7 separate regions of the Homo sapiens genome follow, and regions 2, 3, 4, 5, 6 and 7 are each linked to region 1. The links are chromatin loops, found by intact Hi-C in ENCODE. Cell type or tissue: IMR-90. All regions are shown on one strand. Region 1 overlaps SMYD3 (SET and MYND domain containing 3). Region 2 overlaps SMYD3 (SET and MYND domain containing 3). Region 3 overlaps SMYD3 (SET and MYND domain containing 3). Region 4 overlaps SMYD3 (SET and MYND domain containing 3). Region 5 overlaps KIF26B (kinesin family member 26B). Region 6 overlaps SMYD3 (SET and MYND domain containing 3). Region 7 overlaps DRC8 (dynein regulatory complex subunit 8).

Region 1 (4,000 bases):
ATCTGGCTAATTAAGCAATGGCAGTAAGATAGGCAGAGCCCACATTTTTGAGGTTTTTCTTTGTAACCAACATTCTTCATGTAATGTTTCCCCCTTAAAATGTTAAAATTAGGCCAGTCCCAGTGGCTCATGCATATAATACCAGCACTTTGGGAGGCCAAGATGGGCAGATGGCCTGAGCGCAGGAGTTTGAGACCAGCATGGGCAACATGGAGAAACTCCATCTCTAGAAAAAAATACAAAAAAATTAGCCAGGCATGGTGGTGCACGCCTGTAGTCCCAGCTACTCGGGAGGCCGAGGTGGGAGGATCAGCTGAGTCCAAGGAGGTTGAGGCTGCAGCGAGTCATGATTGCACCACTGCTCTCCAACCTGGGTGACAGAGTGAGACGCTGTCTCAAAAAAAAAATTATTATCCCTTATTCTTTTATTTCTTATAGTGTCTGTAGCATATAGGCCTCCCCAGGGAACAGTGCTGTCCATTTTCTGGGTTGCCCTGCCTCAACACAACTCTCCAGACCACCCTCTGTCTGGCCTCAACCCTACGTAACCCTTTGTGTGCACATACATTCCCTGGGCTCCCAAGGATAGAGCCTCTTGCATGAGGAAGCTGGATGAAAGCCTGGAAAGGTTATTTTGTTTAAATTCTTACCTTGAAGTTCCTTTGGTGAGGGAGCCAGCCTGGAAATCATTCCAGAACAGTCGTGTTTCATAGTTACAGTGTAATCGGGAGGCTGTCATTCATGGCCATTAAATTGCTTCCTTTGAAGTATAAGAAAAACCAGGACAACTTTTATGGCCCTTTAACCCACAGGATTGTAGTACACATGAATGAAAGTCAAGTGTGTTGTGGACTCTTGCAGGTACTGTGGCTGGCAGAATTCCATCTTCACCCTGGTGCTCATTCATTGGTTGACTTTCAAGTGAAAACTGGGGTGAGCGGTATCAGAATCTTGGAAGGCTTTTCTTCTCTCTCTTTTTTGCATTTTTATAAAACAAATCAGAAATGAGGAGTCTTATTTTGTAGCTTGACTAAAAATGAGAATTATTATTTCTCTGGTAGATCTCTTTGGGGCTGGGCAGCACCTTCTAGATGTTAGCACTGTGCTGGCCATTTTGCGTACCGATTTCCATTTAATCCTCACAGCAATCCTATGAAGTCGGTAGGCTCATTCCCATTTTACAGATAGGAGACAGGCTTGAGAAGGCCCCTTAGTAAGTGGCGGTGCCCGAATTCCAATCGAGGTCTGAGCCAAAGCATGTGGTTTTGCTCCCATGCCCTGTGGCTTCCCAGAACTCATACCTGAGCTTATATAACAGAGGAACATTGGTGGAGCCCCAAGTCGTGGGTCCCAGTATCTCTAGGATAATCACTTGTGTAATAAATCACTTAGATTTACACGACTGTATTATATTTTGTTCTTAAGAGAATCACATGGGAAAACTGTGGAGAAAGAAAGGCAACAAAGTAAATATTAGTGTTTAATGACTAGATGTGTGAGATATTTATATTACATATTATAATAAATTTAATGCTTCATGACATTGATCTGTATGTAATTTAAAGAGATGCTCAAAATTCAGATCATTGGAATAATAAGCAAGGTAGTTTTACATTGCTGAAAAAGGTACATCTAAAGGCAATGTATTTCTTATTGAAAATTTTGTTGATAGCTGAGCCGTTCAAAATGGGGTGGGAAGAGATAAAAAGGAATGGGGAGGGAATCTTTCAGTATGTGGATTGTAAAGTTACTCTACAATTGTTCTGAGAGGAGATAATCCATAGGACGTAACAATGTGTGAACTTCAGCTGTCCATATTCCTCAATAATATATCCTGTCACCTGTATTTATTGCCTGGAATTGTTGCAAGACGGAATTAGTCCTAAAAGAGTTTGATTAGGTCATGATAAGTCCCACCGCTCCACCAGATGGCGCTGTGGTAGCATAGCTACACCTGATGCCCCTGCCAGAGGTTTGAGAAGCAGATGACAACCTTCTGTGGGGATCCTCCAAAGCCTAATGACCTGTGAATTGGAGCCCCACAGAACAATAGAGTTTTTCCCCTTTCTGGTTCTGGGTTCGGTTCTTCTGTGTGCCTACACATCTTCACTTGGCATTTCTTCGCCCCTTTACCGTCTTTCCCTCCGCCTCTTCCATCATATCTCTTCCCTGCTCACCAATCCTCCTACCTACAACCTTTCTCTTCTCTGCCTTATCCTTCAGACTTCTTTTCTCTTTGGTGAGTGTAGAACGCACTTACATCGTGCGGTGGTAAACTGAGATGTTTCCGTGTGAGCCATGCAGTGAGGCCGAAGAATGGGTTGGGAACTACTGTAAGAGGAGGTGGCCGGGCGCGGAGGCTCAGGCCTGTGATCCCAGCACTTTGGGAGAGGGAGGTGGAAGGATCACTGGAGCCCAGGAGGTCGAGGCTGCGGTGAGCGATGATTGCACCACTGCACTCTAGGCTGGGTGACAGAGCAGGACCCCGTCTCTAAAGAAATAATAATGGGCCGGGCGTGGTGGCGGGCGCCTGTCATCCCAGCACTTTGGGAGGCTGAGGCGGTCGGATCACGAGGTCAGGAGATCGAGACCATCCTGGCTAACATGGTGAAACCCCGTCTCTACTAAAAATACAAAAAATTAGCCGGGCGTGGTGGCGGGCGCCTGTAATCCCAGCACTTTGGGAGGCCGAGGCGGTCGGATCACGAGGTCAGGAGATCGAGACCATCCTGGCTAACATGGTGAAACCCCGTCTCTACTAAAAATACAAAAAATTAGCCGGGCGTGGTGGCGGGCGCCTGTAATCCCAGCACTTTGGGAGGCCGAGGCGGGTGGATCACGAGGTCAGGAGATCGAGACCATCCTGGCTAACACGGTGAAACCCCGTCTCTACTAAAAATACAAAAAATTAGCCGGGCGTGGTGGCGGGAGCCTGCAGTCCCAGCTACTCGGGAGGCTGAGGCAGGAGAATGGCGTGAACCCGGGAGGCGGAGCTTGCAGTGAGCCGAGATCGCGCCACAGCACTCCAGCCTGGGTGACGGAGCGAGACTCCATTTAAAAAAATAATAAAATAAAAAGGAGGTGGTCATCTTGCCCGTCAGACCGGAGTCTCCTCACAACTGGCATGCGCTTCTCAGTGGACTTATGACTTGTTCCTGCAGTGAATTTGGCAATGTCTCAAAAATGATGGGTTTGGTTCTAGTAAACAGAATCGTAAGGAAGATAGGGACTCTGCAATTACAGTGGTGGATGTGGAAAGTATACAAAGTATCTGTGATCTCTTGGGGATCGCCCAGAACCAGAGCTGGAAACCAGAGCTGGAAGACTGGCGGCCGGAGAATCTGTCAAAATCTCTTGTTCTGAACAAAGGAAAGAGATCCAGAGGATCCCAGGTCTCTTTCTGGCCAGTTTAATGCTCTTCTCTGAGTAGCTGCCAGCTCCCAAAAGGCAGAGCATTGATATTCAAAGAAAGGAACCATCTGTGAATGTTATTTACTGTAGGGTCTGCAATTCTGAAAATTATCAGCCAGGGCAATGACCCCTGTTTGACTATCATTTGTAGTTCAAAAAGAGGATCATGGAAAACATTTAAACTATTTTCTGTCTTCCCCATAAAATGTTAGTCATTTATGTATAGGATTATTATTGTTTCCGTCTTCAAACCACAGCTCGCAGAGCCAGCGACCACATGATGAGAAACAGCCATGCTTCTTAGATTTTGGCAAGGGTGGCTAATGTAAAAACGGCCCATCTCCAAAACATGATGGATGCCACATACCCCATGGTTTCCAGGATGAAGCCAGACACTGTCTCTTCCATAGTACCTGGAGCAAGGAGAAACTTTCAAAAACATCTGCACCCTATAAGGTTGAAGATGGGTTGGCAAGAGGAGGACGTGCTTGTGGGAATCATACTTGTAGGTAGGCAGACGTGTTTGGACTTGCCTGGCATATTTTTCTCCTTGGAGCAATTCATCTTCTCTTGACATAAAACTTTCTCA
Region 2 (4,000 bases), 210 kb after region 1:
GTGTCCATGCAAATGGTTCAGTTAGCCAAAGAATCACAGAGTACACTCATCCCCCATTGTGGCTTATCTGTGGCAGAAATTCCTGCTTCAGAAATGAGGCTCTCCCTCTGACCAAAAGAGGCTTTCTCTAATTATGTGCTTGTGACTCTGTCTTTTCTAAAAGCATCCACATTTTTTAGGTGCTGACTGTGTGCCTGGTTTGGAGCCAAGTATAGAAAGTACAATTGCCCTCAAGGTGCAGATGCTGCCCTCGAAAAGCTTTGCCGACCCTGACTCTGGGGGTTCTCCCCTCACTTGGACCTAGTGCCCCAGTGGGTAGATAAGAGTGGGCTCTGCCCGTGTTGCCCCATTCATCACTGGGGTTGATTCCACTAATCTAGCAAGTAGGGTCATTCATTCATTCATTCCTCACTGCAGCTCTCCTTCTATAGTTGGGACACTCTTGACTTTCCATCAGTTCGTTGAATTCTCAGTGTTGCTGTTTTGTGCCCCTGGGGGTTTTCCACCTACTGTTTTTTCATCAGCCTAATTTTTACTCATCTACCAGCCCCCAATGAAAGTGTCTCTTCTAAGTTTTTCCTGACTCTCTAGAGCAGCTCTGACTACTGTAGGTCCCTTTTGAAGCCTGCCCAGTACTCACCAGACTTGTTAATACTTTCCAGTATCTGGCCCTTCCACAGTGATGTAAGATCCATGAGGACAGGAACCGTGGTCTCCCTTATTTCCCAGCTTATCCCTGTAGTGTCTGGCCCATAATGGGTGCTCAGTAAATGTGGAATCTGTAATGTGAATGCATGAATGAATGAATGAACAAATAAATGAACAAACTGGTCAATGAATTCTAGTTTCACTTTTCCAAAGGTGGATGCAACACCAGAGATGGAATTTTTCTTTAATCAATAGTATGTAAGGAGCTATAATTGCCAGCTAGAAAGTACAAAGCCTGAGCAGGGAAATCCATTAACCCATAGACCATCTTTGTCCCAACAATGTTTTGGGAGCAGTGAAAGAAGTCAGCTATTCGTGTTGAGGAGAATTGGAAAATGGTGGAAATAGGTAAAATATAGAGCTTATAAAATTCTCTGTGGACTTCATTTGGCACCAATATTTAGTTTCAAGGAAATTTCCAGAATACAGACCACACAATTGTACTTAAATATAAATAAAAACAATACTTTCAGGCCAACATCAAGAATTTGGGGGTCATCCCCTGTTTATATTACCCCAATCATTCATTGAATTCTATAATCAAATATTGACTGTGGCTTTCTTCTTAGTCTGTATTTTATTTTTTTATTGGAATATTTCCTTGCTTACAGCTTGCCGTATTGCAGACTATTAAAAATCCTGAGTCTGTGCAGAAATATACTGGGTTCTAGTGCCATTCCTGTCCCTGCTAGCTTGGTTAGAAAGGGCCCTGTTCCTCTGTGCAACAACTTTCCATTTATACGTGAGGAGCTACGGAGACCTTTGCCTCATTAGGGAGCTGCCTATGAAAGTCTCTCTGAAAGGACTTACATCATAATAGGAATTCAGGTCCCCGAAATGGCACATTATCATGGTCTGAACCTAGTGCCACGTACACCTTGTCATACCTACATTTCATTAAGGGGAGTCATCCGCAAGCATCCGGGACTCCAAAAGCTCCTGGTGCCGTGTTCCAAGAGGAGTTCTTGACTTCACCTTCAAAGGATACTCCGTGATAGAGAAACTTTCGGAATGCTTTCCTGAGAGCCACCTTCTCGGTCCCCTAGTCCAAACCTCCTCCTGGAAGGAAGAAAGAATTGGCCCAGTTTCTGAAGCCTGTGTAGTAATAATTAGCAGTGGCACACTGGCACCACTTGGCACATAATTAGAGTCATAAGTAACTGAGTAAGTGGACCGTCCCCTAACTCACTTTGGGGTCTTATTCTGGACTCTGGCATGGTCTGTGATTGTTTTCCACCAGAGACTGGAACGAAGAATGTGGGAGTGGGGATGGTGGGCATGGGAGGGAGTTATAATGAAAGGAGCATGGAACTAGGAAGCAGACCTCAGGAATCCAGCCACTAGGCTAGCCAACACTTATTAAGCACCTTTTGTGTACCCAACTTGATAGAGCTGAGGGGCTTAGAGCTTGCTGCATGGCCTGAGTGGGCCTAGGGCAACTTTTCTAGGCTATTTCATCATCTTTAAGGTGACAGGGTTGAAGCAGGTGATCTCTGCTTCCTTCTGGCTCTAAACAGTCTGTGATTCATTTCAATAATTGGAAGTAAAGCATCCCCCACTCCTTTAACCTAGTAGGCATGAGCCAGGAATAACATCTGGCCTCCCGAGTCATGTGAACGCTTAGTAGAAGTAGAGGAATGCAGACCACAAAGCTTGTAGTCTATTCCAGCAGCTCAGAAAGTAGAAGCAATGCTTCATAGGTGCCCTGGACACCATTCTCCTCGCCCTGTTCCCTGTGCTAATCTGGTCACCATTCTTCTTGCCCTGTTCCCTGTGCTAATCTGGACTCCATTCTCCTTGCCCTGTTCCCTGTGTTAATCTGGTCACCATTCTCCTTGCCCTGTTCCCTGTGCTAGTCTGGTCACCATTCCCCTTGCCCTGTTCCCTGTGTTAATCTGGACTCCATTCTCCTTGCCCTGTTCCCTGTGCTAATCTAGACTCCATTCTCCTTGCGCTGTTCCCTGTGTTAATCTGCTCACCATTCTCCTTGCCCTGTTCCCTGTGCTAATCTGGTCAGGTCCCATCCATGCATCTTGCATTTGCTTCCCAGGACTAAGTGATTTAAAGGACACTTCAGCAGCAAGGTTGAGCATGTGACCAGTACAATGCCCAGTTCGAAAGTCGACTCCCTATACCGTGCTTGAACCTCTACCACACACATGAAGCTCAACTCTCCGTGGTTTGCTTTTGAGGAATCTGGGAGTCGCTTGTGCCCAAAAATCCTTTTCCTTCCCACGGATGAAAATGCAGCACGTAGTTGTGTTGTTTCAAATTTTACCTATTAAAAATTGTTTTGAGTTGATAAGAATTTCTCCCTCAAAATCTAAACTCATCTATGAAATTATTAATCATTAACACCTGTAATTTCATCTAATAAGGTTGCCTTTTTTTTTTTTTAACACCCTGATGGGATCAGACTTTTCTAAAGGAGGCTTGGAAGTTTTGACTGGGTAAAGAGGGAACTTCTGGAGAAAGCTGCTCTGGAGAAGGCAGCATTTGTGAGGCCACACTAAGAAGGCCGTTGGTGAGTCCTTCAGCCCAAGTGAAAGAGAAAACTTGTCAGAACTAAGAGGGATGGAAAGGGAGTAAAGACAAACGATGCTTACTTCACAGTGTGGATGTGAACTGGTCCAGCGCTAGGTCTGATGATTGGTTATGGAAGAGACTGCCCCCGCGGGAACTTACGAGCCTGAAGTAATGGGAGCTACATGTAAAGAGCTGCCTCATAGACCTTCAGAGAGAGGGAGACAGAGAGGCTTCTTTTCCCCAGCAGCATAAATGAGCCCATTTTAGCAAAAATAGCTGTAATTTGCACAAGCGTTAAGAATCTGCTTCCAACTGTAAAAAAATACTGAAATATCCAGGGCATAGCAAGGCTGTGGTTCGGCCCTGTGACATGATGTGTGATCTTGAAAAGTAATGAAAGTGGAAGAAGGCGTTGTAAAGATACCGCTCTAATGAACACAATTCTGTTTGCCAGCATTTTTTCCTGCTAGCAAATTATATTACTCCATCAACTTGGTAGAACATCAATAACATCTTCAGAGGATAGCTGTGAGAGCTGAGTTACTCTATGACAGGATTTTTGAAGACAATGTAATTTCATATTTCTCAATTTTCTTTGATTTTGTGCTGAGAAAATGGAAGACCATAATAAATATTTTCCACAAATGGTGTCTTAAATGGAATCACAGCTGGTAGCAACAGTATTCTACCGTTTATTTAGATGCTGGATTCCAGATTTTCTATGTGAAACAACCATGCTGGCAGATTCATTGGTTTCACATTTTTC
Region 3 (4,000 bases), 450 kb before region 1:
GAACAGTATCTGACATATAGTAAGCACTGTAAAAATGTGTGGTAAATAAATAAAACTCACATAAGATTTTTTTTCCCTTGCATTGGCTAGTATGGTACTTCTAGATGAATATTAATCTAGAAGCCCAATGGTGGGCTTTCTTTATTCCTCCCAGACTTCAACAGAAATGCTTGTGTGTGTCATTGTTTTAGTGTTTCAGTAATGTTTCCAGTAAAACATTAGAAAGTTATAGACTGATATGAAATGTATTTTTCCATTATGTTAAGGAAATAGTCATCTATTGCTATTTTGCTAAGCGTTAAAATCAGGAACGGTTTAAAAATTTCATCATGTCTATTTGGCATCTACTTAGATGGTCATATAACTTTTCTTTTTTGACCTACTTATATGGTTGCTTGTATGAGTAGAGTTCCTAATAGTGAACTCTCCTGGAATCACTGGAGTAAACAGTTGTGCCTATAGCCTATCCTTCATTTAGTGCATTTATGAGTTCTCATTGCTATTACTTTTAAAGTTTTTGCACCAATATTTATAAATGAGTCTTTTTTTTCCGTTTCTTTTTTGAAACGGAGTCTTGGTTTGTGGCCCAGGCTGGAGGTGCGAACTCTGTCCACTGCAACTTCCACCTCCCAAACGAGTTCAAACGATTCTCGTGCCTCAGCCTCCCCAGTAGCTGGTAGTACAGGTGCACAACACCACCCATAATTTTTGTATTTTTAGGAGAGACAAGGTTCTGCCATGTTGGCCAAGCTGGTCTCGAACTCCTAGCCTCAAGTCATCCACCCATCTTGGCCTCCCAAAGTGCTAGAATTACAGGTGTGAGCCACCGCCCCTGGCCCGCAAGTGAGATTTGACAGTAATTTTTAATGTGTTCGTTGTCAGGTTTTGGTGTCACTGTGTGATGCTGTAAGTATTTGACAGTTTCCTTCCTTTTTCTATATTTTAGAAAAGTTTAGGTTTAGTGATCTATTCTTTTAAAATTTAAAAGAATGTTAAATTAGAATAGGAAGTGAGAGATTTAGTCCTGCTGTCTTAATTTCACAGATGAAGAAACAGTGGCTTCTTTACAGCCACTTCATGTCAGCTACTTGGGGTAAGCAGTTGCGGTTGTGCTACGGAGGTGAGGAAATAACATTTATTGAGCATTTATGTAGGCATTTAAAAAAACAGTATATTTTTGATGTACTTGTTAGATTTGGGTTTTGCTTATTTGATATCTAAAGTTAAAGTAAAAAAATTTTATTGACTAAAAAAAACTACTTTTTAGAGTAGTTTTAACTACATAGCAAAATTGAGTGCGTAGCACAGAGAGTTCGCATAGACCCTCTTCCTCTACACATGCACAGCCTCCCCTACAATGGACACCCCCCGCCAGAATGGCACGTTTGTTGCAACCGATCACCTTCTACTCATGACATTATCACCCAAAGTGAATAGTTTACATTAGCGTTCACCCTTGGTGTTGTAAATCCTATGGGTTTTGACATATGTGTAATGACATGTATCCACCATCATCATATCATAGAGTAATTTCCCTGCCCCCTGAATCCCCTGTGCCCTACATATTCATCCCTTCCCTCCCCAGCTCCTGGTCATCACTGATCCTTTTACTGTCTCTATAGTTTTGCCTTTTCCTAAATGTCATACAGTTGGAATCGTATAGTGTGTAGCCTTTTCACATTGGCTTCTTTCGCTTAGTAATATTCACTTAAGTTTCCTCCGTGTCTTTTCAGAGCTTGATAGCTCATTTATTTTTAGTGCAGAATAATATTTCATTGTTTATAAAATGCTGTTGGTTTTGAATGGCTGAATGTCTTTCCCGAAGATAACTTAGTCACCTTTTAATCCCAGAATCTTGTCAGTCAGCTAACAGATATTTATTGAAGGCCAGCAAAGTGCTTTGCCATTCTCCTAAACCCTGAGGAGACAGCAGTGATCAACACAGACAAGAGCTGTGTCTGTCCTTCTGGAGCCTGGCATAATTTCCAGGACCGGCAGGCACCTGCTGAATGTTTGTGGTTGAAGTATGTTAGTTTGTGACCCACCATTGGGAGATTCTTTGTCTTTAGGGAATTTCCAAATGTGGTAATATGCATTTATTTACACTAGGTGGTGGTAGAGTCATGTACACTGAACAGTTGGCACCTTAATTAAGTCACTAATTGTTTGCTTATAAATATAGTTCACTTCATAATGATTAAAATTTAAATACGTTTATATTAATTCACTGGAATGTAATCATTAATTAAAATGTGAACTTGTAGTACATCTTTCAGAATAAATCCCAATAAGTAGACTTTCTCAAATTCTTCAGTTTGCTTCCTTTGTTTAATAATCACGCATTTACTGAGATTCAGTTACATGCTAGGCATTGTGCCAGCGTGGAGGATTCAGTGTCGAATATGATTCCTTTTTGTCCTTGAGATGTCACAGTTTAGTGAGGGAGACAGAAATGAGACTAGATCCATTAAGTGCAGTGGAATGCCTATGTCTTAAGTATACCATTCGATGAATTCCGACAAATGCATACACCTGTGTAACCCAAATCTTTATGAAATTATAGATCACTGCCATCTTGGGGTGGGCATTTTTCAGGGCCGTGTGCAGCTGAGTAAGCAAAAGAAGCAGGTTGAGAGAAGAACAACGGAGGTGATCAAATCAAGCATTTCCTGAGAGAGCAGCCTGATTTATTGAGTTATTTATCAGTTGAAACTCAGTCTTTGGGAGTCTGGGATGTCCCTATAGTTCTGTTGATGAGTTTTTTTTTTTTGAGATAGAGTTTCGCTTTTGTTGCCCAGGCTGGAGTGCAATGGTGCGATGTCGGCTCACCTCAACCTCCGCCTCCCGGAGGCGTTCAAGCCATTCTCCTGCCTCAGCCTCCTGAGTAGCTGGGATTACAGGCATGTGCCGCCACGCCCGGCTAATTTTGTATTTTTAGCAGAGATGGGGTTGCTCCATGTTGGTCAGGCTGGTCTCGAACTCCCGACCTCAGGTGATCTGCCCACCTCGGCCTCCCAAAGTGCTGGGATAATAGGTGTGAGCCACCATGCCCGGCCTGTTGATGAGATTTTACATGAACTAGTTTGGGTCATTTTCTGTCACAGTAGTCAAAACGGTATGCCGAAGCTGCAACACTCATCTTTTAGTTTCTAAAGTGAGGGACTTGGCTCTATACTCCCAATAACATTACTTAAAAACAAACAAAAAAAACCTTTCCACACCTAACGTCAGCAGGTTCATACTCACAGGATTAAAGGTTTCAAAGCTGAAGAACATAGCCCAGTCAGAGCACCTGACTTCATTGACACTTCTCTGTGTCAGGCACGGTGTCCTTTTGTGTTTATTTTCTCTTCTTAGGGCAGCCCTAAGCAGTGGGTGCTTATTGTTCCCTTCATGGAGAACATCAGTGAGGAAATGGGCGTTCAAAGAGATTCTAGAACTTGCATCAGGTAATCGCTGGAGAAGTCAGATTTCCAAACACAGGTCTCACGTTCAAAGAGATTATAGAACTTGCATAAGGTAATCGCTGGAGAAGTCAGATTTCCAAACCCAGGTCTTCCTGGCTCCAAAGCAGGTCCCTCCTGCCCCATATCACACTGTCTCAGAAGAAGGAATTCTAAGTTAAAGAGCAAAAACATCACAAAAATAACTAATTGATTTTATTCTGGTTGTGGAAATAAATGAGGTCTACCCAAATGAGTACAATCAAAGGCTACTTATTCAGAGCTTTCTTTATATAGTAAGGGAATCCACCACCATCTATTCAATTTGGTGGAGATTCAAGGAAGACAGAGGAATGGGAAAACTTTTGTTTATTTTATTTTTTTTCTGGAGATAGGCTCTTGCTCTGTTGACCACGTGGAGTGCAGGGGCGTGATCATGGCTCATTGCAGTCTCGACCTCCCAGGCTCAAGTGACTCTCCCATCTCAGTCCCCCCTGAGTAGCTGGAACTACAGGCATGTGCTACCATGTCCAGCTAATTTATTTTTATTTTTTGTA
Region 4 (4,000 bases), 490 kb before region 1:
AACCTTTGGGAAAGGAATAAAAAAAAAGTCATGATACCAGTGAAATAAGTGGTAGAGATAACAACTATGGAGGAATAACTAATTGGGAAATGTGCATACATTGTTTAGTAGACCATTATGACTGCAGCGAAGTGCTGTTTGTATAGATGATAGATTATAAGTTGGGATAGCGTCTGTGATACAGAAGGCCTTGCTGAGGTTAAGAGATTTTGAACTTTATTTTCTAGGTACAACTCTTGAGGAGCCCATAGAGATTTTTGGGCTGCAGTATGAGGTGCACATGGAAGATTTGTGTAGGAGTCCTGATTTGGGTGAATTTTGTGATGAGGGAGAGAAGTGGAAAGACTGGAGATGAGGATTCCAGTTAGGAGAAAATGTGCGTTATTCTAGATGTGAAGTGATGAAGGCCTGAGCTAGGGGACTGGTAGAGGGCCTGGAACCAAACATGTTGAGGAGTTCACCCACGTTGTTGACCGATTAAAGGGCAAGGAAGCAGTGAAGGGTGAGTGCTGGGTTTTGAGCTAGAACTATTGGAATAGTGGTGACAGTACTGCTCTGTGGTGAAGGGTGAGTGCTGGGTTTTGAGCTGGAACTATTGGAATAGTGGTGACAGTACTGCTCTGTGGTGAAGGGTGAGTGCTGGGTTTTGAGCTGGAACTATTGGAATAGTGGTGACAGTAGTGCTCTGTGGTGAAGGGTGAGTGCTGGGTTTTGAACTATTGGAATAGTGGTGATACTACTGCTCTGTGAAGTCATTGGTGTGAGTGTGATCTCCCAGTAGTAAGTTAGGCAGCAAAAGATAGCATTGCTGAGGATCAAGCTTAAGAGAAAAAGCTTCTCAGGATTGGGAGACCATAGAAGACCTCCATAAATGGGTTAATAGTGCCCCTTTTTGGCCTAGTTTTTACTGCCTGGGTAAGTAGGGTAAGTAAGTTAATCTGAGTCTCAGTTTTGCCTTTTTGAAATGAAGGTATTGAGTGATTTCTGACATCCTTTTTAAGTTTTCTGCAGTTTTAGAAACCATTTATGTATTTGCTACAGCTGCCTCCTCCTACTCCTCTTTCTTTTTATTTATTTATTTTTTCAGAGAGACAAGGTCTCACTATGTTGTCCAGGCTGGCCTCAAACTCCTGGCCTCAAGTGATCCTCCTACCTCAGCCCCCCTCTCCTCCCCCCCAGTAGCTAGGACTACAGACCAATGTGCCTGGCCACCTCCTCCTTTTTTTGTAACAGCTTTATTGAGATATAACTCATATACCATACCATTTGCCTATTTAAAGTGATATAAAGTAACATTAACTTTACCCTTTTATTTATTTAAGTGTACCCTTCGGTGGCATTAAGTACATACTAATATCACCATAATCAACTTTAGAAAATTCTTATCACCCACAAAAGAAACAATGTACCTTAAGGCTGTCTTCCACTGTAATTAAACAGAGGAAAACATAAGGATTAAACCCTTGAATTGAGGCTTTACCATGTACCTGCCTTGTGAATTTACAGGGCCAGTTAGAAATCCCTTCCAGTTCAAACCGGCTCCTTGCAGTGCTGACCCACGAGGTGGCAGTGTGGGAACACTAGGAAGGAAAAGGGCTGGAGGAATCCACCTCTATATTTAGAAACAGGCTGTACACAGTTAACATCTATTTGTAGTGGTACATGTAGTTGTTATCCAGGCATCCTCAGAGGATCATAGATTGAAAGTCTCCTAGCTGAAGATTTTGCTAATGCAGAGTAGTGGCCTTACTTGTTGGTCATGTTTCCTAGTCATCTAAACCTGTGTTAACCTTCTTGCCTGGTTTCTATCGTTTGTTAAATAGTGACTCTTTCATCATTTAAATGACTCTTGCTGTGTCTGGGAATCGTCTGTCTAGTCTTTCAGCCATTTTTTGTTTCTCGCTTACCTTTTTGCCCCAGTACTTTCTTGGGTCCCTTTCTACCCTATCCATCGTTTGTCCTTTTTCCTCCTAGTCAGGAGCCATCGGCGTTCTCTGAGATACCGGTTCTTAGCTTTAGCTGCACACTGGAATCACCTGGGGAGCTTGGAAAAATCCTGATGCCTAGGCTACACTCAGTACTGATCGAATCAGAGCCTTTGGAGGTGGGACGCAGGCATCATTATTTTTTAATCTCTAATTACCTACTAAATATTTTTCTGTCATCATCTTTTATTCAGTCTGAAAAACATGGACTAATTTAACTAGATTAAATAAAAATATAGATTTTAAATATTATAGATTAGATTTATAATATTTCAGTTGGATGCTATCCACTCAAGCGATGTATGAGTCTCAACTTTTTCTCTTGAATTGCCTACTAACAGTTTTTTTTATTCTTACTTGGAAATGTCACTTATATTGCTTTCTTTCTTCTATTCCTACTGCCACCATCCTAGAACAGGCTCTAGCTTTAGTTCCTGCCGTCCAGCCAGGGAGCACATCGGTAGTTGAACAGAGTTGCGTTCAGACATGATTACAGAGTGGTCTTGTTTTCGTTTTGATCCATCACGGTCACAGAGTGGCCTTGTCTGAGGTCCATGTTCTGTGAAATTGTGTATGTTCAACAGAAGGACACCAGTGCCTCCCTGTGAGGGCCTGGCCAGCTTGGAGCAACACCTGCCTACCTGATAGTATCGGTCAGTTCCTGCAGCTCCTCTCTAGAGGACCGATGGTATCAGCCAGGGGCAGCTCCTCTCTAGAGCTGTGTCTTAGTTGATTATATCTGTTTGCAGATCCTCCCTACTGCAATCTGTTCTATGAAGTGTTGCCATATTAGTAGTCTTCCTTAAATATGCCTTTAATGACTGATTCTTATTTCTCTCTCTTTTTTTTTTTTTTTTATTTGAGACGAAGTTTCGCTCTTGTTGCCGAGGCTGGAGTGCAATGGTGCGATCTCGGCTCACTGCCACCTCCACCTCCTGGGTTCAAGCGATTCTCCTGCTTCAGCCTCCCCGCTAGCTGGAATTACCGGTGTCCGCTACCATGCTTAGCTAATTTTTTTGTATTTTTAGTACAGACGGAGTTTTGCCATGTTGGCCAGGCTGGTCTTGAACTCCTGACCTTAGGTAATATGCCTGCCTCGGCCTCCCAGAGTGCTGGGATTACAGGCGTGATCCACCGCGCCCGGCTGACAGATTCTTATTTCATCAAGCATAACTAGTGGTCCTTTCTAATCTGGCCCAACTCTGGCCAGCTTTATTTCCCAGTGTATCCTGTGTTTTAGTCTGACTGGTCTCAGTGCCTTGTGAACCGGTCATACTTACTCTCACTTTGGTGCTTTCCCTTGTCTTATCCTCTTTATGAGTTATGTGAGTTGGGGCAAACTACTTAACAGCTCTGAACTTTGTTTTCTTAATCTTGAACCCTGCCTCTTCAGATTATCCTCAGAATTAAAAGAGATAAAACATGTGGAAGTATTTTGTGTATAACAGGTACTCATACTTAATACGTGTTCTTTCCTTGCTCTACTTAGTTCTCATTGATTGATCTTTTTAAAAGACCATTTATTTATTTAATTTGAGACAGGGTCTCACTCTGTTGCCCAGGCTGGGGTGCAGTGGCATGATCATGGCTCACTGCAGCCTTGACTTCCCAGACTCAAACGATCCTCCCACCTCAGCCTCCAGAATAGCTGGGAACACAGGTGCCTGCCACTATACCTGGCTAATTTTTTAATTGTTTGTAGAAACAGAGTCTCACTGTGTTGCCCAGACTGATCTCCTGGGCTCAAGCAGTCCTCTCCCCTTGGCCTCCCAAAGTGCTGGGAGTATAGGTGTGAGCCATTGAGTCCAGCCCTCAGCGATTGGTCGGTGGAATTTAGGTATTATTATATAATTTAGGTCTTAATTTGGTTATTAGGTTTTATTAGTTATTTGCCCTGTGGTCTTAGCCTTCTTGAGGACGGAGACCTTGTCTTATTTTTCTGTGAATCCCAAGACCCTAGTTCATTGCTAAGTACACAAGGATGTTCAATAAATGTCTCAGTGACTGAAATTTGC
Region 5 (4,000 bases), 490 kb after region 1:
TAACAAAACCCAGGTGTGGGCCCATTATTGACCCATGATCTACTGTTTCCAGGCAGCTGTGATTGGTCTTCATCACCATTATAACATCCTATTTAAGGTGATCTATTACTAATCATTGCCTGTTTTGAGAATCTGAAAAATACGTTGTCTTAGTCATCAGGAAATATGAATAAAATTACATGACACCTGCTGGGTGCGGTGGCTCACGCCTGTAATCTCAGCATTTTGGGAGGCTGAGGCAGGTGGATCACAAGGTCAGGAGTTCAAGACCAGCCTGGCCAAGATGGTGAACCCTCGTCTCTACTAAAAATACAAAAATTAGCCGATTGTTGTGGCAGGCGTCTGTAATCCCAGCTACTTGGGAGACTGAGGCAGAGGATTGCTTGAACCCAGGAGGTGGAGGTTGCAGTGAGCCGAGATCGTGCCACTGCACTCCGGCCTGCGCGATAGAGTGAGACTCATTCTCAAAAAAAAAAAAAAAAAAAAATTACATGACACCATTCACTTTCATGGTCCTGTGCATACACAGAGAATCATGCCAATTCCTCTGCCCAAACGCCCTCCCTTCCCAGCCACCTCCTGCTCATTCTTCTAGACCCAACTCTAATATGACTCCTTCCCTCCGAAGCAGAATTATTCATCTCTTCCATATGTTCCGTGCTAGCAGAGCTACCTTGTGGCTTATCACCGGTATTATAGTTGGGATAATTTGTATGTTCACTCCTCTCTTTGATTCATTTCTGAATCTCCAAAACTTTACACAGCACCTATAATACATCAAGCGCTCAATAAATGTTTGTGTGGCAAATATCTGCTTCCTGCCCTCCATTTGGTCTACAGGTCTCTATTTTCATATTAAACTGTTGACTGGATTTTTCCTAAACTGCCAATACAGTTTCAAAAGCATAATGCAACAGAGATTAACATTTGTATTGATTTAGTCATTGTCGCCAAAAGCTAAATGCTGGAAACTATTTCTCCCATTTCCTTTTTTTTTTTTTTGAGACAGAGTCTCACTCTCTCACCCAGGCTAGAGTGCAGTGCTGTAATCTTGGCTCACTGCAACCTCCGCCTTCTGGGTTCAAGTGATTCTCCTGCCTCAGCCTCCCTGCCTCTAGCTGGGGCACGTGTCACCACGCCCGGCTAATGTTTTTGTATTTTAGTAGAGGTAGGGTTTTCGCCATGTTGACCAGGCTGGTCTCGAACTCCTGACCTCAAGTGATCTGCCCGCCTTGGCGGCTGGGATTAAAGGTGTGAGCCACCACACCCGGCCCCATCCCCATTTTTATATTCATGTTCAACTCTTTTCCTATCCCAGTGCCACAATGCAAATGTTTGCCTACACTTACTAATTAAATACCAAGAGAAAGCCCCCCACTGCGACCATGGTCAGGTGGGGGTGAAAGCAGCAGCCGTGGAGCTGTGGGGAGCAGCCAGGGCAATCAGCCCAGCGCCCCCTCCCCACCCCCAAACTCCGCCAATCACCAGCTTTTAGTCCCCAGTATCCAGGGACAGTCTGGTAACCGGAACTTTTGTGTTCAGCTGAAGAGAATGTGCAAATGACAGTTTTGGCCGTCAAGGAGCGTATTACTTAAGCAAGGAGCTTACAGATTTATGAGCTGACATCTCAGATTTGTGGCTTTGCAGTATTCCTCAACTTCCCTTTAGAGCAGCCAATAGGCACAGACAGGCCTTGCGGGCTCATTACTTCACCCCACATCTCCACCCCCACCAAGACACAGCAGGTGGTTCATTTGTGGAGACACCCAGGGTCAAAGGAAAGTGAAAAATGAGTCTGCACCAACTCCTGGGCTGGATCTGAAGAGGCGAATAATAGACCCACAGTGTATTCACTGTATAGCAAAGGCAGCTGCAGCGGGGCGTTCATATAGACGCATGTGATATCAATACATACAGCCCTACAGAGCTGCCTAGTAGCAAATCACGCTCGCGTACATGATTTCATGTCATCCTCTGCGCCATCTTGTGGCTCTACATGAGGACTGGCCATGGGAACGGACAATTCCTGTTACACGTTTTGTTGTTGCCGTTCTGCAAATAGCATTTTCTGAAGGAAAAACAGACTCTAACACCATGGAAGAGCTTGCTTCATCACGGACCAGAGTTCAAGCATTGCTATGGGAAATGTACCATTCTGCTGATAAAAAGGATAAATCCAGATATGGCCTGCAAGTCCGGGTTCAGAAAGAGAGAGCAATACGGTGCCATTCTCTTTAGTCCTGGATAGTCCCACCGTGAAAACAAACTCAGGGGAGAAGCAGAATAGAATCCAAATACTCCTCCAGGGAGAGGACTCATGAGATACAACAGAAACCCAAGTATGAGGCTATCGTCCAAACCCAGCTTTGTCAGATGCAACACCCTCTGCCCCTTCCCTGACCATGCTGCCTCCATGATGATTCTTTCTCTTTCCTCCTCTGCTTTTAGAAACCATTTTCCCTTCTCCACCCTCACAGGCAGGGATCTGAACTCCCTCATTCATACCCTGGGACAAGCCGAGTTACAGAGCGAGCCCTCCCATGCCACTGGCTTTCAGAATCTTACCTGTCATTCTGCAATGAAAAGTTTTGTTGCTCACAGTTTCAACCATCAGAGGTTCTAGCCCACATAAAGCCTGGCCTGCTTCTACAACAAATAATGGGCCCACACTGCAAGGATGGTATAAAAGAGAATATTGTTTTGTTTCACTAAAATGTGTGAATCTCAGTATCTGAGAAACCAACTAAAATATTGGTATAAAAAATGCTTTGTCCTCATACTAACTTAAAACTGAAGGCAACTGCACAGCACTCTACTCATCCAAGCCTTCCACACACATTATTTCATTTCATCTTCACTCAAGACCTGAGGCAGGGCAGGGACTCTTCATCCATTCCTTCTGTCATTTACGTATCCGTTCGGGAAACATTCATTGAGTGCTGCCCGGTCTTGACACCGAAGGCAGAGCTTTAAGACAGAGATGACAGTCGAGTGGGAAAGGCAGACAGTGATGGCTGCACGGTAAGCGTGGAGAGATGTAGGTGCCATAGGATGGCAGAGGAGAAGCCCTGACCCTCGGGCTCAGGGGATCAGGGGAGTCTCATAGAAGGAGAGAAGAAAGGAGCCAGCCAGGAGGAGGACCCGTCGTGCTGAGGGACCGGCACGAGTCAAGGTGAGGAGAGTGGTGGAGTAAGGAGTAACCCATCTAGGGCTGTAGCATGGAAGAGGGGGTGATCATTTTCTTAAGATCACTCAAATGGTTATGCACAGAGCTGGGACTCAAACACCCAGGTCTTGACTTCTACTCGAGCACGCTTTCCATTCTGTGACATTGCCTCCCTGTCTTCCCAGGTCCCCTGTCATTAAGGATCTGGGTCCTCTGTTGGAAAGTGTCTGAGAGACAGACCTACCGCTGACAGGAGAACATGAGGACAGTATTGACATCAAGGCTATGGCCAGACGCTAAGCTAAGCACCATGCATTATCTCATTTAATTCTCGAAAAACCTAATGAGGTAAGCTTCGCGTGCATTTTACTGATGGAGAGAATAGAAGTCAAGCAATGACCAGCAGTAGCTCAAATGGAGGTAACAGCTCTGGGTTCTACTACATTCAGATGTTACCTAATCGCCACTCTTCCACTGACTCCTAGAGGAAGATACGAGAAAAAATGTCTAGGAGAGAAGCCAAGTCCTTCCTCTGGTCAGGAAAACTTGCAGAGGCATTTTTCACAGGTCATTCTCCAAATTTATTTTAATTTTCTTTTTTAAAAACCTTCATTATATAAATGTCTATTTTTTATTTTATTATTATTATTATTATTTTTGAGATGGAGTCTCACTTACTCTGTCGCCCAGGCTGGAATGCAGTGGAGGATCTTGGCTCACTGCAACTTCTTCCTTCTGGGTTCAAGCGATTCTCCTGCCTCAGCCTCCTGAGTAGCTGGGACTACAGACGCCCGCCACCATGCCTGGCTAACATTTTTGTATTTTTAGTAGAGA
Region 6 (4,000 bases), 130 kb after region 1:
TCTACCTCATATCTAAACCTTTATCTCCACCCCTTTCCCCCGATGAACCGTTTAATTCAGCTTTATGTTTTTGGGTCTGTGGGCTCATTCTGAAGTAGCCCTTCAGCTTAGTGGGGAAAAGAGCCTCTAAGGAAAAGCAGCCTCTGAACAGCAAGTAACTGCAGACCTAGTAGGGCAGCAGAGGGCCGGGGAGCTGCCCCGTCTCCGCAGCGCCGCCCTGCCATGCATGAGTGAACCAGAAGCACCCAACAGCGTGGCCTCCCCAAGGACCTCTTTCTCTTCTCTGCTACTGGCCTTCCTGCTTGTCTCTCCTTGTCTAATGCTTCCATAGCCTCCAAGCCTGAACTCATGCATCCTCTTCTCCGGGACATTTTCCCTAAATCCCGGCCAGGCAGAGGGCTCTGCCTCTGTGCTCCCATAGCCTCCAAGCCTGCACTCATGCATCCTCTTCTCCAGGACATTTTCCCTAAATCCTGGCCAGGCAGAGGGCTCTGCCTCTATGCTCCCATAGCCCCAGGGCTTACCTCTCTGTTATCACGTGCGGTATTTAGAAATGATACATTTGTTTGGCCGTTTCAACCACTGGAATGTAAGCTGAGGCCACATCTCAGCTGTGTCTTCTCAGATCCAGTACCTGGCCCTGGAGTGCACTGGGGAGATGTTGTCATATATTGAGCTAAAGAGCACCTGAAGGGCATGAGATTTATTCCCCGTAGTGCCACAGACTTGGTCACTTTTGTGTCTATTGTAAATAAACTATTTGTGCAAAAGCAGAGAACATGGGAGACAGAACTGTAGATTGAGCAGACAAGAAAAAAGAAAAGCAAAACCATCAATACTTGCAGCAAGTCTTAACCATGTCGGCACGAAGAGTGACAGCATGATCGCAGAGATTCGGAGCAATGGCTGAGGCGGCAAAGGCCACGCTGATGGTCCTTGGCCCAGACTGTGCATTGGAATCACCTGGGGAGCTTAGAAAAGATACCGGTATCTGCCTGCCCCCAAGAGATGCTGATATCATTTGCCTCGATGGAACCCGGTCTGTATTCTTAACAGCTCCTGAGGTGATTCTAAGTATATACCCACCTTACCTTACTAGGCCCTTACAGCAAAGAGGAGAGACAAAGCTGGAGGAACAACAGGTCTGCAGTTTGAGGGAAAGTCGGAGCCCTCAGTATCCCTTAAAGCATATTCCTGGGATGTGTGTGTATGTGGGCATGTCTGTGGGTATCTGTGTGTTTGCACACTCTTGGTAGCATAGGGGAGGAAGTAAGCTCTCTGCAGCCCTCTGGAGTGAATTAAAGCCTCTGATACATATTTTAAAAAGCACATCCAGAGCTATCCAGCTTCCACTGGTGATGAAGACCTGGGACTTTCTCATATTAAGTCCTCTGAATGAAGGTCTGGGTACCCCTTGTTCTTGCACAGAGCAAGAGGGATTTGTAAGTTTGTTTACCTCCGGAAAAGAAATCCTTGCGTATTTTAGTTGGTAAGCATTTACAAACCTTAAAATCTTACTTTCAGAGTAGTCTCAAAAGTTAAATGGAAAGTAAAACAGAAATGGTAAAGGCAAACAGCTAGGGCTGTGTAATTTTGGCCCACAATGAGTATGACCCAAAATGAAAACAAAAACTAATCAAAAGGTAATCATTTCCTAAATCTTCTGTGACTGGCATCGTAGCATTCCCTTGGGCAAGAGGAAGAATATTAGGGGTATGAGAAGCATTATATCATCTTGTATACTCAAAAAGCCATTTTGAACATCCAAATTTGAGGAACTTCATCAGATATCAATATAAAGATGATACCTATACTGCTGGGGACAGATTTGAGGTTTGATGTTGCCCACATGCCAGGTTCTAATGGAAGATGTGCACGACTCAGGCGGCTCAGTGAGCAGTTCTCTGGTAGTAGGAGTATTCTGAGTATATAGTTGAATATCTATTTCCAGCTCTCCCCACAATTTCCAGCATGTTCTGAGTGAAATCACTTGCCCCTCCCTGTACCTCCTTTCCTTCCTGTGCAGTAGGGACCTGTCTGATCGTCATCTGCTAATGTTTATGAAGCTCCGTCAGACCTTTGTCTGGAAGACTCTGTTAACAGTAATGCATGCTTGGTTTATGAGACGGTTACAAGAGAATGGAGGTGGAGGCAGGGTGCCAAACATGGCCAGTACTTTTATCTTTGACATTACAAAGAGGTCCTCTGGCTGAGAGCCAGCCTGGAGTTTACTGGAATCAAAAATGCAGACATGTGCTTTCTGTTGGCGTGCCAGGAAGCGGCTCGCCGTGCCGTCAGCCAGCACTTCACTTCCATGGCTGCAGAGCTGCTTGCAGGAGCGTCTAAGTCCTGGTGATTTTGTGTAGTCTGTCTCATGGATACGAGGTGAGGCACAAAAGAGCTGTACCATGGAATCTGGTCACCCCTCTCTCCTCCCAAACTTTACAAAGTAGTGTTCTCCTCACCAGACCTTTAGGCCAAGTGACTGCCCTCTGGGGTGACCCACCCTCCAGCTTCAAGGGACAGATCTCTGTATGGATTGATTCACAGACTACAGACTTTTCTTTTTTTGTTTTAGAATAATTGGAGGAACACTGGCTTTTTTTCCAGTGAGATACAAAATACAATTCTAGAATTTTTTTTTAAAGGCTGAGAGATTAAAGTAATTTCTTTCCCTCGAACAGCGACATGTTTCTTTTGAACTTTTGGCTTGTGTGACACATGGTCTAAGGATTTCAGTGCTGCCTTATGAAGTGTTTGTAGAACGGGATAATTTCTGCAGCCCAACTCTGAAGACTTAGGGGACGCTATGGAACCCTCCATTAACTGATGTTAAGAGAGAGGTTCTAATGTCAAAATAAATCATTTCTTTAGATGACCCGTAAGATTGCCTCCTAAAAAGCTATGTCTAGACTTGTGTCTCAGGGACTTGTTATGTGAAGCTGTCATTGTGGACCCCAGCTAAACTATTCCTTTAATTCAGAACCACAGATTAGATAATCTGATGTGCTCGCTTTAGCAGATAAGCAAATACCATGTTTACCCAAGCTTGGAATATTGCCTGTTATAATCATTATACATACAAATGTTAGAGGGAATGTGTGAATTAAATAACCATTGTCAAATTCTTGGTTTGGCAGAAGGTAGTACCATGTTGAGTGTTGTCTTCAGTCCTGTAGACTCTCTGTGCTATGGCTGGGGTTGTTTATACTTGAGAAAACTCAGTTTAAAATAGAATGAAGGAGGGACAAATCAGAACAAAGGCATTTACAATTTGTTGCACAATCACAAACCCCAGCAACCTTCCTATCAGAATTTCAGGTCTGTTTTCATGGACAACATATACTTTACACATAGGCGACTAATGGAGTGGAAGGATTAGTTTCCATGTCAGTGGTAACCCTAATGTAGTTCTCACCTGGGCAAGCGGAGCCAGGAGGCACTGTTAGACTCTAGGCCTCACAGCTGGCCAGTGGCAGAGCTGGTACCAGGGCCCGGCCTCCTTAGTTCCACTTCCGTAGTGCTGCCTGTCACACAGTCTTACATGCCAACAGCACAGAACCCAAATCAAGCTATCATTCATCCCATGTCTGAATGTCTCTGGAGTGGCCACATCTAGGTTATCCTATAACCTTCGCCTTCGGGACACTGCCCTTTAAACCTCACTTGAATCTGTTCTGCGGCAGCTTAAAGCATTTTTATCTCTGTTGGCAGAGGAGAATGAGAGCATCTGTCCTCAAAGAAGAAAATACAAAAGATGGAGATGTGGCCGATTAAAGGAGATGAGGGCTGCAGCTTTGGTCTTCATTAAGACAAAACTCACCCTGAACTTTGGAGGTGTACTTTATCTTAATGGCTATTGTCAGGAGAACAATTTTCCTGTAAAATCTTTGCATTTTTCCCAGAATCTCAAACCTCCCACCTGGTAGCGTTTACACAACAGTATTGGCAGGACTTGGGTAGGAGTTGTGAGTATGGGCTTACAGCAGCCTAAGCCATC
Region 7 (4,000 bases), 920 kb after region 1:
ACTAAAAATACAAAAATTATATGGGCGTAGTGGCGCACACCTGTAATCCAAGCTACACGGGAGGCTGAAGCAGGAGAACCACTTGAACCCGGGAGATGGAGGTTGCAGTGAGCCGAGATCGCACCACTGTACTCCAGTATGGGCAACAGAGCGAGACTCCATCTCAATAAAAAAATAAAAAATAAAAAAATTGCCGGGTGCGATGGCTCACGCCTGTAATCCCAGAACTTTGGGAGGCCGAGGTGGGTGGATCACGAGGTCAGCAGATGGAGACCATCCTGGCTAACACGGTGAAACCCTGTCTCTACTAAAACTACAAAAAATTAGCCAGGCATGGTGGTGGGCGCCTGTAGTCCCAGCTACTCAGGAGGCTGAGGCAGGAGAATCACGTGAACCCAGGAGGCAGAGCTTGCAGTGAGCCGAGATCAGGCCACTGCATTCCAGCCTGCGTGACAGAGCGAGACTCCGTCTCAAAAAATATATATATATAGATAAATAAAAAAATAAAAAATAAATAAAATAATAAAATAAAATAAAAATAAAAAAATAAAGAACACTTCTTAGACCAGGAGACCAGGGAAGTCATCCATGAGGAAATAACACTCCAGCTGATTTAGAGAGTATGAGTAGAAGGTAATGAGACAGAGACAGCAGGGGAGAGACAGTCACCTAGAGGAAACTGAATACGCGAAGACTCTCTGCTGACACATTGGCGGCTAGGAGGCTGGAGTACAAGGAGCAGGGAGAAGGCTTCAAGATGAGGCTAGAAAGAGAGACAGGGGCCCGACGGCAGGGCCTTCTTGTCCATGACAGTGATAAGGTTGCTAGCCTGAGAACAATGGGAAATCAGTGACGGTCTCATAGATGCATGTTTTGGAAGAGCACACTGCTTGAGGGTGAGGCAGCTTCTTCAGTAGTCTAAGCAGATATGACAAGGGCTTAGATTGGAGTGGCGGCCATGGAGAGAGAAATGGATGGCTTCAAAAAATATTTAAGAAGTGAAATTGGTAGGACCTGGTCCTGCATTCATTATGAGTAAGGATGGAAAAAACAGAGGATTCAAGGATGACTCCCAAGATTCTGACTTATACCACTGGGATAAGGTGATGCTTTTCCCTGAGATAAGGAATCCTGAGTGAGGGACCAGCTGAGGGGACCAATCACGATCTCAAGGACCAACTACATCTTAAATCATCATAATACGTATTAAGTACCTATATGGTAAATAGAACTTTGTCACACCACCACTAAATTAGAAGACTATACCTGAGAAAGAGAATGTTTGGCACTTAGCACTAGTAAATGAGAACAAAACAGATCCCTGCCCGTGGGTTCGACTTGGATGGAGTGGCTGAACAAAACACCATTGACCTTAACTTTCATGTCGGGCTATCTATAAGGAGCTGTACATTTTCCACTCCCTCTCAAGACTCCTATTAAAAGGCTCAAAGATCCCAATTCAGCAGATGAGCTTTGGACAGATTTATTCTTCGAGCAAAAACAAACAAACGAAAAACTATAGGTTGCTGCTAAGTGGAACACACCATCATCCAAATGACTCCTATTTTTTAATGTTTATACTAGATTCACACCTAGCAAGGTAGAACCCTCAGACTCCACTCTCGGCAGAAAATTCAGCGCATTCAATGACAGAATTGTGTGTTTCAGAATTTCTGAGCCCATCCATTCATGAACAATTGTCTTCAGCTGCCTCTAAGTCCAAGGCGAGCATTTTGCAGGTGAATGTTCATATGGCTCTGACGCACTTGAGCAGCACTCTGCAACTCCCCACCTCAGGAGCCCCGGGCAAATACAATGGCAATCCTACGAGGTTATCTCCGGAGGAGGAATTTTAAAATTAAAATGTTGAGTTGCTATTCTGATTACTCCAGAAATTTGCTCCAGAAGCAAGAGCAATGGTTTTTTTCCTTTCCTCCCACCACCAACAAACCACTGTAGAGCAGGCAGTCTCAACCTTTAAAAGACCAAAACCCCTCTTTAGCTTACATGCACCCTGATCAAGCTACGAACCGTGGTTTGTTTTTCCAAAGGAAGTTCAACTCTATAATTCCGTCTCCATCGTGGAAGAACTCACAAATGACACATAATATACGCCTCATATCGCTTCCCCGGGTTCCCTCACAACTTTCACAAACCCTCAGGGATGTGAACATTATGGTGCCAACTCCGCAGATCTTTCTTGCCTAATAGATGTTTGTGGAACCAAAATTATACGAAAATAAGTTAAAACAAAACAGCCAACTAGTCAGAACAGCAGAGGGGTCATAAGTGTTCTTTGTTATTGTTGTTTTTACAGAGGGACAACGAATAAACAGGACTTGTGGTTAGAAAAGAAGAAGAAAAATGATTATGACCATCTTCAACTTGGGCAGAAATTGTAAAATCTTTCTATGACCCAACACTGTCCTCTAGAGGCCGTATCCAATTTGTTCTTGAGTACAAAAACATGTATAAGCAATGGCATTAAAAACAATAAAATTATACAATAATTCTAAGTACAGAATTCATGGAATGTTTAATATAGACACTATTTTATATTATAAAAGGATTTTATATTTGAATAACCTTTGGATTTTAGAATAGTTTTAGATATACAGAAAAGTTCCAAATATAATACAGAGTTCCCATATACCTCTCTCACTCAGTTTCCTCTATTTTTTTCCAGTCTTACTGAGGTATGATGGACAAATAAAAATTGCATATATTTAAGGTGTGCCACACGATGTTTTGATATACATATACCTTGTGGAATGATTACCACACAGGCTAATTAACTTATCCACCGACTCACTAGTTACCTTTTTTGTATGTGTGGTGAGAATACTTGAGAACTACTCTCTTAGTAAATTTCAAGTATAGAATAATTATTAACCATAGTTACCACACTGTACATCAGAAATTGTTTTTCTTATCACTAAAAGTTTGTACTCTTTGACCAACATTTTCCCATTTCCTCTACCCCCACCCCCGGTTAACTACCCATCTACTCTCTGTTTCCATGAGTTTGACTTTTGAAAATGTAACAGAGATCATGCAGTATTTGTCTTTCTGTGTGTCTGGCTTATTTCACTTAGCATAATGTCCTCCAAGTTCATCCATGTTGTTGCAAATAGCAGGACCTCCTTTTTTAAGGCTGAATAATATTCCATTACATACGTGTGTGTGTGTGTACATATACTATCCACTCATTTGTTTATAGACACGTTGTTTCCATATCTTAGCTACTGTGAATAATGCTGCAATAAACATGGCAATACAGATAGCTCTTAGAGATTCTGATTTTATTTCTTTTGGGACTTATACCCATAAGTGGGATTGTTGGATGATATGGTAATTCTATTTTTAGTTTCTTGAGAAACCCCCGTACTGTTTTCCGTAGTGGCTGTGCCAATTTACACTCCCACCAACAGGTTCCTTTTTCTCCACACCCTCACCAACACTTTTGTCTTTTTGATAGTAGCCATTACAATAGGGGTGAGGTGACATCCCATTGTGGTTTTGGTTTGCATTTCCTTGATGAACAATGATGTTCATATACCTGTTGGACATTTGTACATCACCTTTGAAAAAATGTCAGGTCCTTTTTTCCGTTTTTTTTAATTAGGTCGTTTTTGTTTTTGCAATTGAGTTGTCTGAGTTCCTTATATGTATTGGAATATTAATCCCTTGTCAAATGTATGGTTTGCAACATTTTCTCCCATTCCATAGGTTGCTCCTTGTTTCTTTTGCATGCAGAAACTTTTTAGTTTGATGTAGTGCCACTTGTTTATTTTTGCTTTTGTTGCCTGTGCTCTTAGTATCATATCCAAAAAATCATTGCCCAGACCAATGTCAAAGAGCATTTTCCCTATGTTTTCTTCTAGTTTTATGGCTCCAAGTCTCACATTTAAATCTTTAATCCAGCTTGAGTTGATTTCTGTGTATGGTGTGAGATACGGATCCAATTTCATTCTTCTCCATGTAAATAACAGTTTTCCCA

The links. Hi-C counts contacts between places; a loop is a spot of excess contacts. Peaks named below come from ENCODE experiments on the same cell type or tissue, not always from the same donor. Only the 100,000 strongest peaks of a DNase experiment are listed, where the experiment ranks them.
Region 2: it touches region 1 in a loop (4-fold over the local background); 2 of 110 quality-filtered maps call a loop at or near these places.
Region 3: a loop joins it to region 1, with 7 times the contacts of the local background. A loop is called at or near these places in 63 of 110 quality-filtered maps.
Region 4: it touches region 1 in a loop (6-fold over the local background); 47 of 110 quality-filtered maps call a loop at or near these places.
Region 5: it touches region 1 in a loop (14-fold over the local background); 11 of 110 quality-filtered maps call a loop at or near these places.
Region 6: it touches region 1 in a loop (2.8-fold over the local background); 32 of 110 quality-filtered maps call a loop at or near these places.
Region 7: it touches region 1 in a loop (9-fold over the local background); 18 of 110 quality-filtered maps call a loop at or near these places.

What each region holds. Positions count from the first base shown.
Region 1 is chr1:246,001,260-246,005,259 of GRCh38, reverse strand. The region is part of intron 5 of SMYD3 (SET and MYND domain containing 3); the gene reads left to right. Among named protein-coding and RNA genes, the nearest start is that of SMYD3-AS1, 110 kb to the left of the region's middle. In IMR-90, a CTCF peak has its summit at 1,926 (motif pointing right); DNase peaks (open chromatin) are centred at 1,939 and 3,629; H3K27ac peaks cover 1,907 bases.
Region 2 is chr1:245,786,733-245,790,732 of GRCh38, reverse strand. The region is part of intron 10 of SMYD3 (SET and MYND domain containing 3); the gene reads left to right. Among named protein-coding and RNA genes, the nearest start is that of SMYD3-AS1, 320 kb to the left of the region's middle. In IMR-90, no CTCF peak of the experiment used is centred here; a DNase peak (open chromatin) is centred at 2,312; H3K27ac peaks cover 1,218 bases.
Region 3 is chr1:246,449,062-246,453,061 of GRCh38, reverse strand. The region is part of intron 1 of SMYD3 (SET and MYND domain containing 3); the gene reads left to right. Among named protein-coding and RNA genes, the nearest start is that of SMYD3, 56 kb to the left of the region's middle. RefSeq lists an enhancer at 3,132-3,692. In IMR-90, a CTCF peak has its summit at 2,108 (motif pointing right); no DNase peak of the experiment used is centred here.
Region 4 is chr1:246,490,387-246,494,386 of GRCh38, reverse strand. All of the region lies in intron 1 of SMYD3 (SET and MYND domain containing 3), which reads left to right. Among named protein-coding and RNA genes, the nearest start is that of SMYD3, 15 kb to the left of the region's middle. In IMR-90, a CTCF peak has its summit at 1,561 (motif pointing right); a DNase peak (open chromatin) is centred at 1,576.
Region 5 is chr1:245,514,357-245,518,356 of GRCh38, reverse strand. All of the region lies in intron 4 of KIF26B (kinesin family member 26B), which reads right to left. Among named protein-coding and RNA genes, the nearest start is that of KIF26B-AS1, 280 kb to the right of the region's middle. In IMR-90, a CTCF peak has its summit at 1,997 (motif pointing left); a DNase peak (open chromatin) is centred at 1,976.
Region 6 is chr1:245,873,351-245,877,350 of GRCh38, reverse strand. All of the region lies in intron 8 of SMYD3 (SET and MYND domain containing 3), which reads left to right. Among named protein-coding and RNA genes, the nearest start is that of SMYD3-AS1, 230 kb to the left of the region's middle. In IMR-90, no CTCF peak of the experiment used is centred here; DNase peaks (open chromatin) are centred at 580, 2,200 and 3,270; H3K27ac peaks cover 1,954 bases.
Region 7 is chr1:245,077,652-245,081,651 of GRCh38, reverse strand. The region is part of intron 4 of DRC8 (dynein regulatory complex subunit 8); the gene reads right to left. Among named protein-coding and RNA genes, the nearest start is that of KIF26B, 75 kb to the left of the region's middle. In IMR-90, a CTCF peak has its summit at 2,428 (motif pointing left); a DNase peak (open chromatin) is centred at 2,411.